Linked DNA regions of Homo sapiens: region 2 is linked to region 1. A link is an interaction called in ENCODE POLR2A ChIA-PET data of the cell type or tissue named here. Cell type or tissue: MCF 10A. All regions are shown on one strand. Each heading gives the region's core, and the rest is flanking DNA. Links, peaks and the distances in the headings are about the cores only. Region 1 holds the start of NUCKS1 (nuclear casein kinase and cyclin dependent kinase substrate 1). Region 2 overlaps SLC26A9-AS1 (SLC26A9 and RAB7B antisense RNA 1).

Region 1 (7,102 bases), core at 846-5,845:
CACGCCTGTAATCCCAGCACTTTGGGAGGCTGAGGTGGGTGGATCACTTGAGGTCAGGAGTTCGAGACCAGCCTGGCAAACATAGTGAAACCCCGTCTCTACTAAAAATACAAAAAGCCAGGTGTGGTGGCGCATGCCTGTAATCCCAGCTACTCTGAGGCTAAGGCAGGAGAATTGCTTGAACCCGGGAGGTAGAGGCTGCAGTGAGCCAGACCAGGTGACAGGGCTAGACTCTATCTAAAAAAAAAAAAAAGGCTGGGCGTGGTGGCTCATGCCTGTAATCCCAGCACTTTGGGAGGCCGAGGCGGGTGGATCACCTGAGGTCAGGAGTTTGAGACCAGCCTGGCCAACGTAATGAAACTCCGTCTGTACTAAAAATACAAAAATTAGCCAGGCGTGGTGGCGGGCATCTGTAGTCTCAGCTACTTGGGAGGCTGAGGCAGGAGAATGGCGTGAACCTGGGAGGCGGAGTTTGCAGTGAGCAGAGATCGCACCACTGCACTCCAGCCTGGGCAACAGAGCGAGACTCCGTTTCAAAAAAAAAAAAAAAAACCGTATATGGACACTCATTAGGATGGCTATTGTAAAAAACTTACTGTTGGCAAGGACATGGGGAAATTGGAACACTTGCACATTGCTGGTAGGAGTGTAAAATGATACAGCTGATGGAGAATCCATACGGCAATTCTTCAAAAAATTAAACAGAATAGCTGTATGATCTAGCAATTCCATTTCTGGGTATATATCCAGAAAGGAAAGCAGGTACTCAAACATATTTGTACTCCCACTTGCCCAGCAACATCATTCACAATAGCCATAAGGTGGAAGCAACCCAAGTGTCCATTGATGGATGAGTGGATAAACAAAATGTGGCATATACATACAGTGGAATATTATTTGGCCTTTAAGAGAAAGGAAATTTTGACACTTGCTACAACATGGATAAACCTGGATGCCATTATGCTAAGTGAAATAAGCCAGTCACAAAAGGACAAATACTGTATGATTACACTAACATGAGATTCCTAGAGCAGTCAGGTTCATACAGACAGAAAGTAAAATGGTGGTTGCCAGCGGCTATGGGGAAGGGGGAAAGTGGGGAGTTAGTGTTTAATGGGCACAGAGTTTCAGTTTGGGAAAATGAGAAAGTTCTGGTGTTGAATCGTGGTGATGGTTGCATAACAATGTGAATGTACTTAACGCCACTTAACTGTACACTTAGAGACAGTTAAAGTGGTACATTTATGTTATGTATTTTTTTTTTAACCACAATTTAAAAAAATTGCGGGGGACGGGTGCGGTGGCTCACTCCTGTAATGCCAGCACTTTGGGAGGCCAAGGCAGGCAGATCACTTGAGGTCAAGAGTTCAAGACCAGCCTGGCCAACATGGTGAAACCCCATCTCCACAATAAAATACCAAAATTAGCTGGGCATGGTGGAGCACGCCTGTAATCCCAGCTACTTGGGAGGCTGAGGCAGGAGAATCGCTTGAACCCGGGTGGTGGAAGTTTCAGTGTGCAGAGATCGTGCCACTGCAATCCAGCCTGGGGAGCATAGTGAGTGAGACTCCGTCTCGAAAAAATAAAAATTAAAAATAAAAATAAGAGGGACAGAGGGTGGAATGACATGGAAGAGACAAAAGATATTAATTTGTTTAATGCTTCACTGGTGGACTGTGCTATTCTCTTCTTTTTGGGAAGCCAGATTTTACAAAGGGAGACTTTCAGGAGGCAGATGTGGTGTGTTTTTTGTTGTTGTTGTTTGGAAAGTGTATCTTCAATTGGTTGTTAACTGACTGCTCATTGGAGACTTCTGCCAGATGCGCCCAGATCATTAGTCCGTTTGAATCATCACGTCTTCCAGGCCCCACCCTACTCTCTGATAGGCCCCACCTTCACCGTGGGGTCCTGTTAGTCAAGATGCTCTGAGAGCGCACAGCCACCAAACAAAAATGATCGCTTTGACTGTGACAGGGATTGACGTCTATTTTCGATAGCAGACTCAGCCTTAGCCATTCACATAGGAATCCTGAGCTCTGCCTTTGAGAGTATTAGGCATCCAACAAATGCTCACGGATTTAAGTGAAATGATGTGCGTTACTTTCAGTTATATGACTTCGAAGAGTCTTTGTTTTGTTTTTCAAAGTGCAAGGGTAAATCAATAGAATTCATAGGGTCTTGAGCCAGCTCCACCCATCTCTACCCAGGGACGGAATCATCTTTTAAAACTTGGATTTAACACTTACGTAGCACTTACTGTGAGCCAGAGACTATCCTAAAGACTTTTGATAGATATATCAACTCATTTAATACTAATAAGCCTATGCAGTTAGGTACCCTTGTTTCCCATTTTACAGATGAGAAAACTGAGGCACAGAGAAGGAAAGTTATACCACCATTAAGTAGTGGACCTGGGATTCCACCTGAAATACCTTGTGGCCCCTGAGCTCATGCTCTTAGTTATTGTACACCTGACTCTTTTCTTAAAATAGTAATGCACCAGACTGGGACTTTAATGACCCTGAAGTGGATCTCAAGGTCCAGAATGGAGAATGGTAATTGGGGGTGAAGATATTCCTTGATTATGATCCTGCCTCTCTACTCCAGCAGCCTCATTTGGTCCCTGAGGGTTAATGCCGAAGCCAGGGTAAGGGGCTTGTAGGTTTAAGGTCAAATTTTTTGAACCTAAGGAATTTCCCTCCAATTCTGTAGCAGCCCCGCAGTGACGAATCTGCTGCCTCTCCCACGGGTTTTGCTATTAGAGGATTTTCAAGGTGATCAAGGCAGACGAGATGAAACACCATTAAACTAACACTGAGCAACGCTGAACCCTACATAAATCTTTTTTTCTAGTCTTTCTAAGATACGACCCCAGACGAATCTGCAACTCTGGAGTGGAAACCAGGGGGCGGGCTAAGCAGCGACCATTTTTGTTTTGCGGCCGTGCGCTCTCAGAGCATCTTGACTAACAGGACCCCCACGGTGAAGGTGGAGCCTATCAGAGAGCAGGGCGGGGCCTGGAAGACGTGATGATTCAAACGGACTAATGATCTGGGCGCATCTGGCAGAAGTCTCCAATGAGCAGGCGTGTTGGGGAGGAGCGCACAAACCCTAGTGGGTTTGGTTGCACGGCGGCTTTGGCGCATTTTCGGCTGGTTTGATTCATCCATTTTGAAGAGACGGGGGAGCGGGGGGCTCGTCTGTTCCAGGAGCCCTGAACCAAAGAGCAGCGGAGTTTGAGAAGCCAGCAGCTCGGGGTTCGGCAGCAGCGGTCCCATCGGCTGAAGTTCGGGGGGGGTGGGGCGCCGAGCGCGCGGGGTGGGGGGGGTCCTGGTCTTTGGCTTCTCGACTCGGTCCTGTTTCGACAGCGAACATGTCGCGGCCTGTCAGGTCAGTGCGGAGTCTGAGGCCTGGAGCGGGTTGGAGGGGGATGGGGGCGAGTGGTGAAAAGAGTGGGGGACAGAAGGCTAGAGTCCGCCATCCCCGGTGCCGCGCGCGGCCTCCTCCCTTTCGGGGCCCGCGCGCACCCTTGAGCGTGGGGGGCCCTGCTGGCGCGCGGGGGTGGTGGCTGCGCGCCCGTGCGCGCGCCCCTCCCCGCCCCGCGCCGCTGCAGGGCTCCGGTCTGCTCAGCTGCCTCCCCCACCCACCGCACTAGAGCGGGCGGGGTGTCCCTGAGCCGCCAGCGGCCGGAGGGGGAGGGGTGTGAAGTCAGCGCCCCCAAGAGGCCCCACCTCCTCGGGGCCGTCCCCTTGGAGCCAGCGCGGGGAGGCGGGCGGACTCGAGCTCCACTCCCCACCTTCAGCGAGGAGGGGCGGAGGCACCCGTATTGCCCCTTCCCCCAGCGACTGGCGCGGGGGTGGGGGCCCTGAGCCCTCTCTGTAGCGGACGGGGGTGTTCCTGGCAAAGGGGGAGGGGCAGCACTGCCAACCGGCCCCGCCTCTGTCCTTCGGGGTCGCTGCAGGCCCCGCCTCCCGGATCGGGCCGAGCGTGGGCGGGACCCGTTTTTTTCCCCCCGGGCAAAAGTGAGAGTTCGGGACTGGATCCTGGAAAATAATGGGCTGCTGCCTCTCTCCCCACCTCAGAGTTTTGAGAGAGTTAACCCCAAAGTTCGCTCTTTCTCTCCGACTAGAAATGTCCTTCCTCGGGGAAATGTCCGTACTCAGGGAGGTGCGGGTTAACAGCACGGCCCAAATCCCGTGTGGTTCTCGTTCCACTCTCACCCGCGTACGCGTCTCGGGATATTTTTGTAACCCTCTTGTCCCCGAGTGACTTTAGTAATAAAAGGGCTAGGTTCGGGTAACCATCAGACTTCATTCTCGGAATTTCAACAAGTTTGCTATTCCCCCAGCTGTCGGTGGAATCGTCCTATGCCATTCTCCAGGCTATTGTATGGAATGTGCCATTTATGGAGGGGTGTGGTTTAGTCCAATCTGTTGAGGCCTTAAAAAGGAGAGCTGTTGCAAATAAATATTTTTAATGTAAGGAATTGGCTTCTTTGCATAGTGTGTTTTCTAAATAAATAGATAAAGGCTTAGTTTTTAAATGTTTTAACAGTCGTTGCTTCCCCTTCATTCCAAGTTGTGTGGGAAACGGAAGTACCTTTAATTAGAGTTCTAAAGAGAGGTTTGGGACCCTGGCAAGGGTTTTGTTCTACACCGTTCTGTCTCCAGACTAGATCATCCTCCAACTGGTGGTGGTATGAGACTGCGTACTCCTACACACGGGGTGGGAATGAGGAGAAAGCTGCTGTTAGCTCTGTTTCAATCAGCATCTGTGGTAACTCACGATCTCTACTCTGAAAGTTATGCTGGCCTTTTGGCAAGGAGTCTGGATAGCTCTTTCAGAGTATAGTTTGCGTAATTTTTTTGGCATAAAACTTGACCAATGTATCCATCAACTCACGTAGAATATTTTCTTTAGGATCAGGTAAAATAATAAAATAAAGATTTATTTTACCTGGATTGGATCTTTTGTCTTCTGGAAGTAATTACTGTGTGGTCAAATTAGGTCAAATTAGGAAAAATAATTCCTCTACCTTTTAAATTTTAGTTCACTAAGTTTTGATGACTTTATTTTATTGTGGTGACGTTCTTATCTCATCTGCCTGAATTTGTTTTCCCAGATTTAGGTATTGGAACATGAACAGAACATTTTTACTGGAAAACTTGGATTTTTTATGTTACCATGTGGGGATATATATATTAAGCACATTCTATCAGTTTTTTGGAGGCATTGGGACTTCTGCACAACTTTTTTATTACTCAGTATGTTGTTTAAACTAATTTTGACCTTGTTTATTTCCCCTAATTGAAGAGTGAAGTTAATATGTTGTGGGCTGTTTTTTTTTTTCTTTGCCATTTTCAAATTATTAATTTCAGAGCAAGTTGGTTACGGAGTATATTTTAGTCATAAATTCTTTGTAATTATTTTTTAAAAGAAGTCTTTATTCATGACCAATAATAAAGCAGAAATAATTAAACTTGAGTTTGGTGGTTTGTTAAATTTTGCAATAAAAAAGTCCTGACTTAGGGAAATGATGTTGTTTCAAAGTATAATTGAAGAATCTATATTCCCTTAGTGCATTTAACATCAACGAAAAAAGTGATAGACATTGACCTGATTTCAGAATCATCAGCCTTGTTTTAAAAACAAAAAAGCACAAGTTGGAAAATATTGTCACTGTGTCGTCTTTTGGGGTATTTCTGCCCTTAGGCCTGTGTATAATTTTGCAGTTTTTCTGGTTCTCATTGTACCATAAATATCCATTTTTATTTTAATATGAACCTAAACATTTTAAGAGCATTTGGAAATGTACCTATGGCACCTTAGCATCAATTTCCAAATGAAGGGTGGTATGGTGGACCTATTGGCTACTGCATGGTTTTGCAAAGACCTGTGTCTAGCACGTTATGTTTAACTTTGTTCATACAAGATTGCTGTCTTTACCCTTTGCAGTGGCCGACTGTTAAATGAGAGCTCAAATATTTTAGGCCTTGGATTCAAATTAATAGCTTAAAATTAGCCTTGGAGCTAGGAAGAGGTTTAGGCAAACTCACTTTATTAAACCTAGTTTAATGGGGACCTGGATAAGTGAGGTGCCTTGCATCACGAACTAGCAGGTGCAAATGTTGGGCTGAGAACCTAGATTTCCCAATTCCCAATTCCCAATTCTGGTCCCCACCCGCATGATCGCTGTACCTTCTGCCCGATCAATATTAATGTTATTAGTGCTGATTAAAGAACATAGTATGTAACATTTTTAACTTTTTTAAGTGCTTTCATGAGTCAACTTTGTGAGGAAGGAAGGAAAATGCCATTACTTGTAAGAGGTGAGAAAGAAAGCTCAGATTTACTGACTTGCCCAAACTAGAAACCAGATTTCTTGAAATTCAGCTGTTACACTCTCCAGAGATCCTCCTCCCTTATTGAAAGTGATCCAGGTTGCTCAAACCAATCTTTTTGCTTCTCCTTGTAACCTAAGTGTGCTTGATACCTTTTGTTTAACACTTGAGATTGTAAGGAACCTTACCATTGAAAATTTAGATGTGAAAACATAAGCTCTTACAAGTTGTTATAGAATTTATTTTATTGTTTGTCATGTTTATAAGTAGTGTTGAGAATTAACGGCTTTCCCAGGATTCCAGTTTGCTTTCTTTTCAAAGAGAATTGTTTGGGCCATGCCTGGATTCTAAAAATATTCTCTCCCCCAAAACAATTGGTTTCAAGAAGTCCTCAGCTAAAGAGAAAAACTAGAAACTTGAAAATTCAAGGTAGTTCAAAATGTGTTACCAAATGTGCACATGAAGACACAAGTTTAATATGGTTGTAGATGAGACTGGCTCATTCTCTTATTCTCTAGTGTGTGTGTGTGTGTGTGTGTGTGTGTGTGTGTGAGAGAGAGAGAGAGAGAAGTGAGTTTATTAACCTTGGATCTATACTTTTTAAAATTACCTGTCAGTTTCCTCTAAAAAGACATAATTCCTTCAAAGACATGCCATCAAAGATACATAATTTACAATGCCTGAATAATGGGGGAGTTATTTATTTATTTGAGATGGGATTTCCCTCTTGTTGCCCAGGCGGGAGTGCAATGGTGCAATCT
Region 2 (7,102 bases), core at 987-5,986, 200 kb before region 1:
TACTGATGTCTGCACCGTGCTTTGAAATGCTTCCAAAAATACAAGGGATCGATGGATGGATAGAGGAATGGGTAGTTGGGTAGATATGTGTTCTGCAACACAGAACAAAATGTTAAGGGAAGACTCTAAGTGGTGGGTATACGATGTTCATCATAGAAGTCTTTCAACTTTTCTATATGTTGGAGAAAAATTTTTCATGATAAAATGTGGAGATAGGAAGAATTAGGGGCAGAGAATCATCCTACCTCCGTAGGACCCTCTCAGCTCCTCTCCCAAGGCCTTGGTTTGTTTGCTTTGGTGGAGCAGAGGCCAGCAGCTGTTCTGTAGCTCTCCTCCCTGGCTTCCTTCTCACACTATCCCCTGTGTTCATTTGCTTGGGCAGTCCCAATAACTGCTGTAGATGTCACTGGACCGCCAGACACATGGAAATCTGCATCTCACAGACCCCCCACCACTTCACTGTTCTGAGAGCCAAAGGGTCCTGCTTCCCAGGTAACCACTTGCCCAGCAGGCAAGTAGCCCCCCTTCTCTGTATTCAAAGCCAAGAATGCTCTTTCTCTCCCACTCCCAGGCATAGACATAAGCAAGGGGTATATTTCCTATGTGCCTCTTGCTTCATTCTTTCATTGCTTTTCTTTCTGCCTGGGCTTGAAGGCTTTCACCAGTAAGGTTTTACACATTATTCATCCAGCTACTTCTAGGCAAGTCCACTTGAACTGTCTCTACCAGCCCCACCCCCACCCCCTTCACCAGAGGATAAGCATTTTTTTTATGTTTATAGAAACTATCATACACCCTTCAGAATATTCCACACCATCCAGTCTCTGATCTAATACCCATACCCTGGGAAGCTTTCCTTTGTGTCTAACCTGAATCCTGCATGCTGCTTTTCTATAGAAGCTGAGGGGCCTGGGGCTTGGGGTCTGTGGTTCTTGATCTGGGTGTGCTCATGTCAGGTGTGCAGGGCTGTGTTTGTGTAATTGGTGGGGCAGCAAAATCAGGTGCACTAGGGTCAAACCAACCTTTCTTCCCTACTGGCCCTTTATCCTACACTCCACCCAGGCACCTGGTGTGGCTGGGCTACTTGAGGTGAAAGAGCAAGTCCCCACCCCACCCCCACCCCAGTCTCCCTGGGCTAAGGACTTGTCTCAGATGACACTTCTCCACCCAGAGGACAGCCTAGTGTGGTTCACCTTGGGTTAATCCATCTGGAAGCAGCAGCCCCAGGACACCTCTTCCTCCCCAAACCCCAACTTCCTCAGACAAATCTAAGCCCACAGAACAATTTACCTTACAGTCTTAGAGTAAGGGCAGGAATTGGAATAGGAACCAGGTATGTGACAACAACAAACTCTCTACTTGGTCTGGGAGAGGCCGGCATGTCTTTCACATTTACAGAAGAAGAAACTGAGACCTCAGTTGGTGAAATGTCTCCCCCAAAGTCAACACAATTCCCTCTTCTCGAAGCCATCCTCAATGTTCACAACTTCCTGAGTGTAAGTCACAAACCATCATTTTTCAGCCTGGCAGTGTATAGAAATAAGAGCACAAGGCTAGAAGTCAGGAACCCTGAGAGCTAACCCAAGCTTGGGCATATCCTAGGTGGGGGTAACGGATCCTCAGTCTCCACATATGCAAAATGGGGATAAATAGCTTCAGATAATGCATACTAAAGCACTCTATAAACTCTAAGTGCCCTACAAATGCAAGGAACTATTAAAGCACTATTTTTTCTTAACCTCGATTAGTAGCACAACTTCATCTATCACCTGCTTACTATAAGAGACAATAAGAGGGGCCTGGAAGTTACTAAACCCACAGGGTTCTTTCCTGATCCAAAAGACCTCCAATGCTTGCTTTCTCTTCTCACTCTAAGCAGGAGACAGAGGTGAGCCAAGCAGGAAGACTATGCCCTCATCCAATGAGGCTTAACTTATGCTGGGGCATTAATTACCAAGCTTCCATTGTTAAAGATGCACAGGGCTAGGTGACCTGGAAGACCCTATACTAGAATCCAGAGTCTGGGTAGGTCTGATGAGCTAGTGAATCAAAGGTCCTCCAGACCTCTATTTACAGGAAAGGAAGAGTCCCTGTGATCAAATCCCTTGGTGCAGAGAAGAACTCAGGAAATGGGCTTCTATGACCTCTTTCCCCAGCTAGGCCCTTGGGTTCCATCCAGCCCTTAGAGAGGGGGTTGGGGGGACGGTGCAGGACTACAGCAGAAGCAGAAAGAGCTGTTCTCACCAGGGACTTAATGAGACTCAGGACCCATGTGTGTGTTAAAGACTAATGTCCCATTATAAAGAGAACCTCAATACAGTAGATTACAGAATATAGGAGTTTTTCTCTTCTTGGGACACTAGTGAGTCTCAAAGTGAGCAGTCCTGGCTGCTGGCATTCTCAGCTTCCTGAGGTCATTCACAGGCCCAGGTTCCTTCCCCCTGTTGCTTTCCCACTTGCCAGGCCATTGTTATCATGCATAGTGAAATCTGGGTCCCCACCACATCTAGGCTCCAGCTGGCAGGAAGAGGAGAGGGCATGCAGGAAGCATGCCCAACAACTCAAGACCCAGACCTGTAAGTGGCCGGCCTCATTCTCCATTCCACAGTCCAGTGAAGACTCAGCCACATGGCCACACCTCATTACAAGGAAGGCTGGAAAGTAGAGTCCCACTTGGCCACCACGTGTCCTACCACAATGCAGTCTCTGACGGTGGATAGCTAGCAGTCTGCACCATAGCACCATCAGGGTTGGGACAACACAGTGTGACACAGATTGGAGAGATGCCACGACCCACACTTCTGCATGGTACATGATGTGGCAGCTGGTCATAGTGTGCCCTGAGATGCTGGGCCCTCAAGGGTTGGAGCTCCGGCACATGGCACCAGAGCAGGAGAGCAGAATTCTCAGGAGGGACCCTGTCTTCATGACCCATGGGCAAGAGACAGTAAGAACAAGTCTGGAGCAGAAGAGTCTACCCAGAGACACCCCAGAGACTCCCAAGCATAACCACGGCAAACTATAGCTGAGGAAGGACACGAGCTCTGAGTCAGAGGGAGGGGACACAAGCCAGCAAAATGTGGGTAAGTCGCAATCACATGAGCTCACCAGCTGGTGGGGTGTGGCTGCAACTGAAGCACATCTTTGGAACCCTTGGATCTCCAAAGAGCATAACTACAACCACAATAAATTATGGTTATTCTAATTGCCCAGGGGCAGGACTCAGGATGGGACGTTCAGTCAACAGGTAAGCACTCTTGTTAAAATGCTTAGTATGTTTTGGTCCGCAAAGGAGACAAAACAAGCAAACATCCCAAATCTTATGCTCCAGGAATGAAGCCTCCCATTAGAGCCAAATCCCTGACAACATGTGGTCAAGTATCTAACTGCAGTTACCACCTGAGAGTGCTGTGGGAGTGTGGGTACAACCAGAGCACACGGCAGTCATCAGGGAGATGTGGCTTTAGCTGAAGTGCTGAAGCCGAGGCAAGAAGGGAGAGCATTCCATCCAAGCTGGATGGGGAGAGGGCATAGAGAAAGGGCAGTGTTAGTGGGCTGGGCCCTCTGGGGCTGAGAAGTGTTAGACCTTGAGCTAAGTGCTTTTCATGCATTACTTTGTTTAATATTCCCAAAGTCACTCTGAGGTAGGTGCTGCTGGTACCCACATCTTGCAGATGAGGAGGCCAAGAGCTCAGGGAAGTTTATTAACTCACCCATAATCACACAGCTTGTTTCTGGGGGGGACAGAGCCAATCTCAGGACACTCCGGTTGCACACAGAGCCTGCACTCAGTCTCCTTGCCAGGGCCAGTGGGGGTGTCAGAACTTCTCAGGCAAACTTGCTCCTGCCCTTGGCAAACAGCCCCAGATGGTCACATCCCAGGCTGGCGAGTCCCTGCTGCCTCTGAGCTCCCTGCTCGGTGGAACAGCTCAAGTCCTGCCCGCAAGCTTGGCGTCCTGCCTGCCCCCGAAGATGTCTTCAGCAGGAATCACAGCCAATGAATGTACCAGCAGGACAAGACAAGCTAAATGCTCAAGAGGCTCCCAGGGAACAATGCGGCCCTCTGAGCAGGCCAGGCCAGAGCACAGTCCTGGAGGGCTGACAGGAATTAGCCCCAGCTGACCAAGAACCCACTCACTCGGTGACCTGTTTCCTGTACTCTGGGGGTGAAGGTACTTCTTGAGGGTTGGACCCCAGCGCCACTCAGCCAGCCTTTGTCACACCTACCTAGGGCCTGCCTGCTGTGCCGGGAGACCCAGAGAAATGGCCCCAGCTGAGGTCCCAGCAGGCCAGTCCCTGTTTTCCTCCTCTACCCTCACACTGGGCCCACTTTGCTCAGGGAATCCCATGCACAGTTCACACTTGACTCCAATCCCAGTTGGAGAGTGGAGTTTAGGCTGGTCAGGGCACCTGAGTGTGTCCCAGACTAAAGCCCTGGCTTGGTTCCAGTCTCCTTCCTAGGGTGGACATGCCCCTTCTCTAGGGCTGCAAGCCTATCCTTGACCCTGCTACCAGCTCCGCCTTAGCCCTCAGTGATCAGTTCTGGCAAGGTTGCTGGAAAGGGGGAGGGTAGAATCAGGGAACTAAGTACCCTGACCTTGGCAGGTAAAAAAACCCCACAGCAATAGGAGGTTTACTTTGCAGAGGGGTGCTGATAAATTTCTGGACTTGTCCCCCAAACTCTCATGGTAGACACATGCCCCTCCACACTCCCTTCCCTCCAATGTGAACTGGAGCAGCCCCTGCTACAAGACTCTGTTCTTGCAAAAGCTGCCTACACCTGTGGGTCTGGCTCTAGAGAGTCTGGTTTATTCCTTAGGCAGGAAAGCTCCAGGTAACTAGAAGGTGAGAGGGCTCAGCTGCATCCACGGCTAGGCAAAGGTCCACTGGTCACCAGGGAGCATGTGGAGGTGAGGAGGGAGGAAGAGGAAAGGTGTACTACATACACAGGTCCCCCTCTCTTTTAGAAAAGCATTCTCACTCTTGTTCAAAATTCACACTGCAGACACACATACACACATTCACTCACACCCTTTCCACTTGGCACCTTCCAAAAGGAGAAAAGGCAGAGGGGGCTGGGGCTCCAGGGCTCAGGTGCAGGTACTGCCACCATGGTTTTGCTCTGCTGGAGAAGCTTGGGTGGGGAGCCTTCTGGAACCCATTCTGCCACTTGGCTGCATCTCTGGGAGATTGTGAGGCAAGACCTGCAAACAGGAGCTCTGCACTCCTGGCTCCCTGGGACAAGGGAGCAAGGGCCATTCATTGTGCAGTTGAGAAGGGCCTCGCCTAGCTGGGGTATGGCTGAAGGGCTGATTACACTGCACTGTCAGAGAGATGATGGAGATAAGCAGATGGCCATGCCACTAGTGGTCATTCCTGGGCCCTGTCTTTGTGCCGGAAGGAAAGGAATTCACCTTACAACCGCACCTCCTTTTTTGCCACTCAGCCCCCTTCACAGATGAATAAATTGAGCCTGGGAGTTTAATACTTTGCCCCAGGTCTCATGACTAGCAAACCCCAGAGCTAAGATCTGAGGCTAAAGTTTTCTTTCTTCCAGTACATTCTGATGTCTCACAAGTGCTTGTGATACAGTCCCGGGCCTCAAGGAACCACTGGGAGACAAAACTAACCTAGAAGACCTAGAATACCTCACTTTCCGCCGGCAGTGTGGTTCAGACTGCACAGCTGTTGGCACTCAGAAAACAGAGGTCTGTGTGGTCAGGAGTCACCAGGGAGGAAGAGTCAGGTGGATTGGATCAGGTGGTGGGTATTAGGCACCTTCCAGTCTCAGACTCTTTCCTGGAGAATGTGGAATAGGAAGAGGGAGATGGGAAGGTATCATTTTCCTATGACTTTACTGCAGTCAGAAAAACCACCTCTGCCATAATACCCTCGCTGCCTAAGCCAGATCCTAGAGATAGGGTGAGGCCTGGTGCCCAAGATTCTCAATTCCATGCTTCTCCAGCTCTCTCAGTTCTCCCTGAATTGGGGGTCTACATCCCCTGCTTAGAAGCAGCCCCTACACCCAGGTTAATATGTGCTTGGCTTAAGGTCCCGGTGTCAGGATTGCAGCCAGGAGGCCCATCAGTCAACATTAACCACCTGGAACTCACCTCCTCCTTAGCTCTAGCCCCAGTCTCAGCATTCCCAGGGCAGTGTGAACTGCCCTGAACACCCTCACCCAGGCCAATTTCTGGTTCTGAGCAGAATCATTTCCTCTTTCTAGAAGCTGCAGGACCCGCCCACCTAGGAGTTGTATCCTCCTGGGCTCCCAAGCCCTGACACTGCAGACCTGCTTCCCCCACACCCCCAACCCCAACCCTAAACCACTCCTAAAGGAGTGCCGAGTTCAGATGGGCAGAACAGTCCCTCTGCAGCGGCAGCTGGCATATGCCCACCTCGGAGCCCAGGGTGTGTCTGGGTAATGACCGAATGGGGAGTGGGAGGAGGTCCCCACATGACTTCTTGCCCTCTTTGTGGAGAGAGGGCTCGGTTTGTGCTCCAGGGCCAGGGTGGAGGGATAGGATGGGGTCCTGAAGCAGGCACCGACCTGAGCCATCTCCTCAGCTCTGCCATTATCTCTCTCTCGGTGACTTTGGGCAGGTCCCTGGCCCCCTCATATGTAAAATGAGGGAGGTGAACCAGATGGACCCTAAGGCCCCTTCCTTGTCTCCCGTTCTATGGTTTGTGCCACGTCCTTTCCTCCGGCCTCAGATGTGCAGGGATCATGGTCAATGCTGACCTGACTGTCTCCAGACAAGAACTGTCCAGACCCTCGCCACCTCAGAGTCCACCCTAAGCTTCCTCCTAACATATTGTCCCCCAGCTCTGTCATTGTGTGTATTCTAGAAGCCTCCTCTGCCTGCTCCTGCCAGGGTCTTGATCTCCCAAGGACTGGTTCTCACTGGGTCTGGCGTGCCCAGTGCCTAGCACAGTGCTGGGCACATGCTAGGAGTTCCCTGTGTTGAAAGACCAAGCACTGGCTGGCATCACCCTACTCACCTTGCCTTCCATGTCTCCTGACCAGCCTAAGATACTCACAGCTGGGGTACTTGAGCCCCTGGGCTTCCCAGGGGAGAGAAGTGAGGATTCGCTTCTCCTT

What was found. Peaks named below come from ENCODE experiments on the same cell type or tissue, not always from the same donor. Only the 100,000 strongest peaks of a DNase experiment are listed, where the experiment ranks them.
Region 2: POLR2A ChIA-PET joins it to region 1 with 11 read pairs; 4 of 35 experiments call an interaction of 5 or more read pairs at or near these places.

What each region holds. Positions count from the first base shown.
Region 1 is chr1:205,746,245-205,753,346 of GRCh38, reverse strand. NUCKS1 (nuclear casein kinase and cyclin dependent kinase substrate 1) reads left to right here and starts at 3,165. Exons shown (of 7, transcript NM_022731.5): 1 at 3,165-3,390. The coding sequence starts at 3,374. RefSeq lists an enhancer at 2,722-2,971 and a silencer at 3,392-3,991. In MCF 10A, for the core only: no CTCF peak of the experiment used is centred there; DNase peaks (open chromatin) are centred at 3,046, 3,796, 4,356 and 4,796.
Region 2 is chr1:205,947,326-205,954,427 of GRCh38, reverse strand. The region is part of intron 2 of SLC26A9-AS1 (SLC26A9 and RAB7B antisense RNA 1); the gene reads right to left. Among named protein-coding and RNA genes, the nearest start is that of SLC26A9, 7.4 kb to the right of the region's middle. In MCF 10A, for the core only: no CTCF peak of the experiment used is centred there; DNase peaks (open chromatin) are centred at 3,067 and 3,927.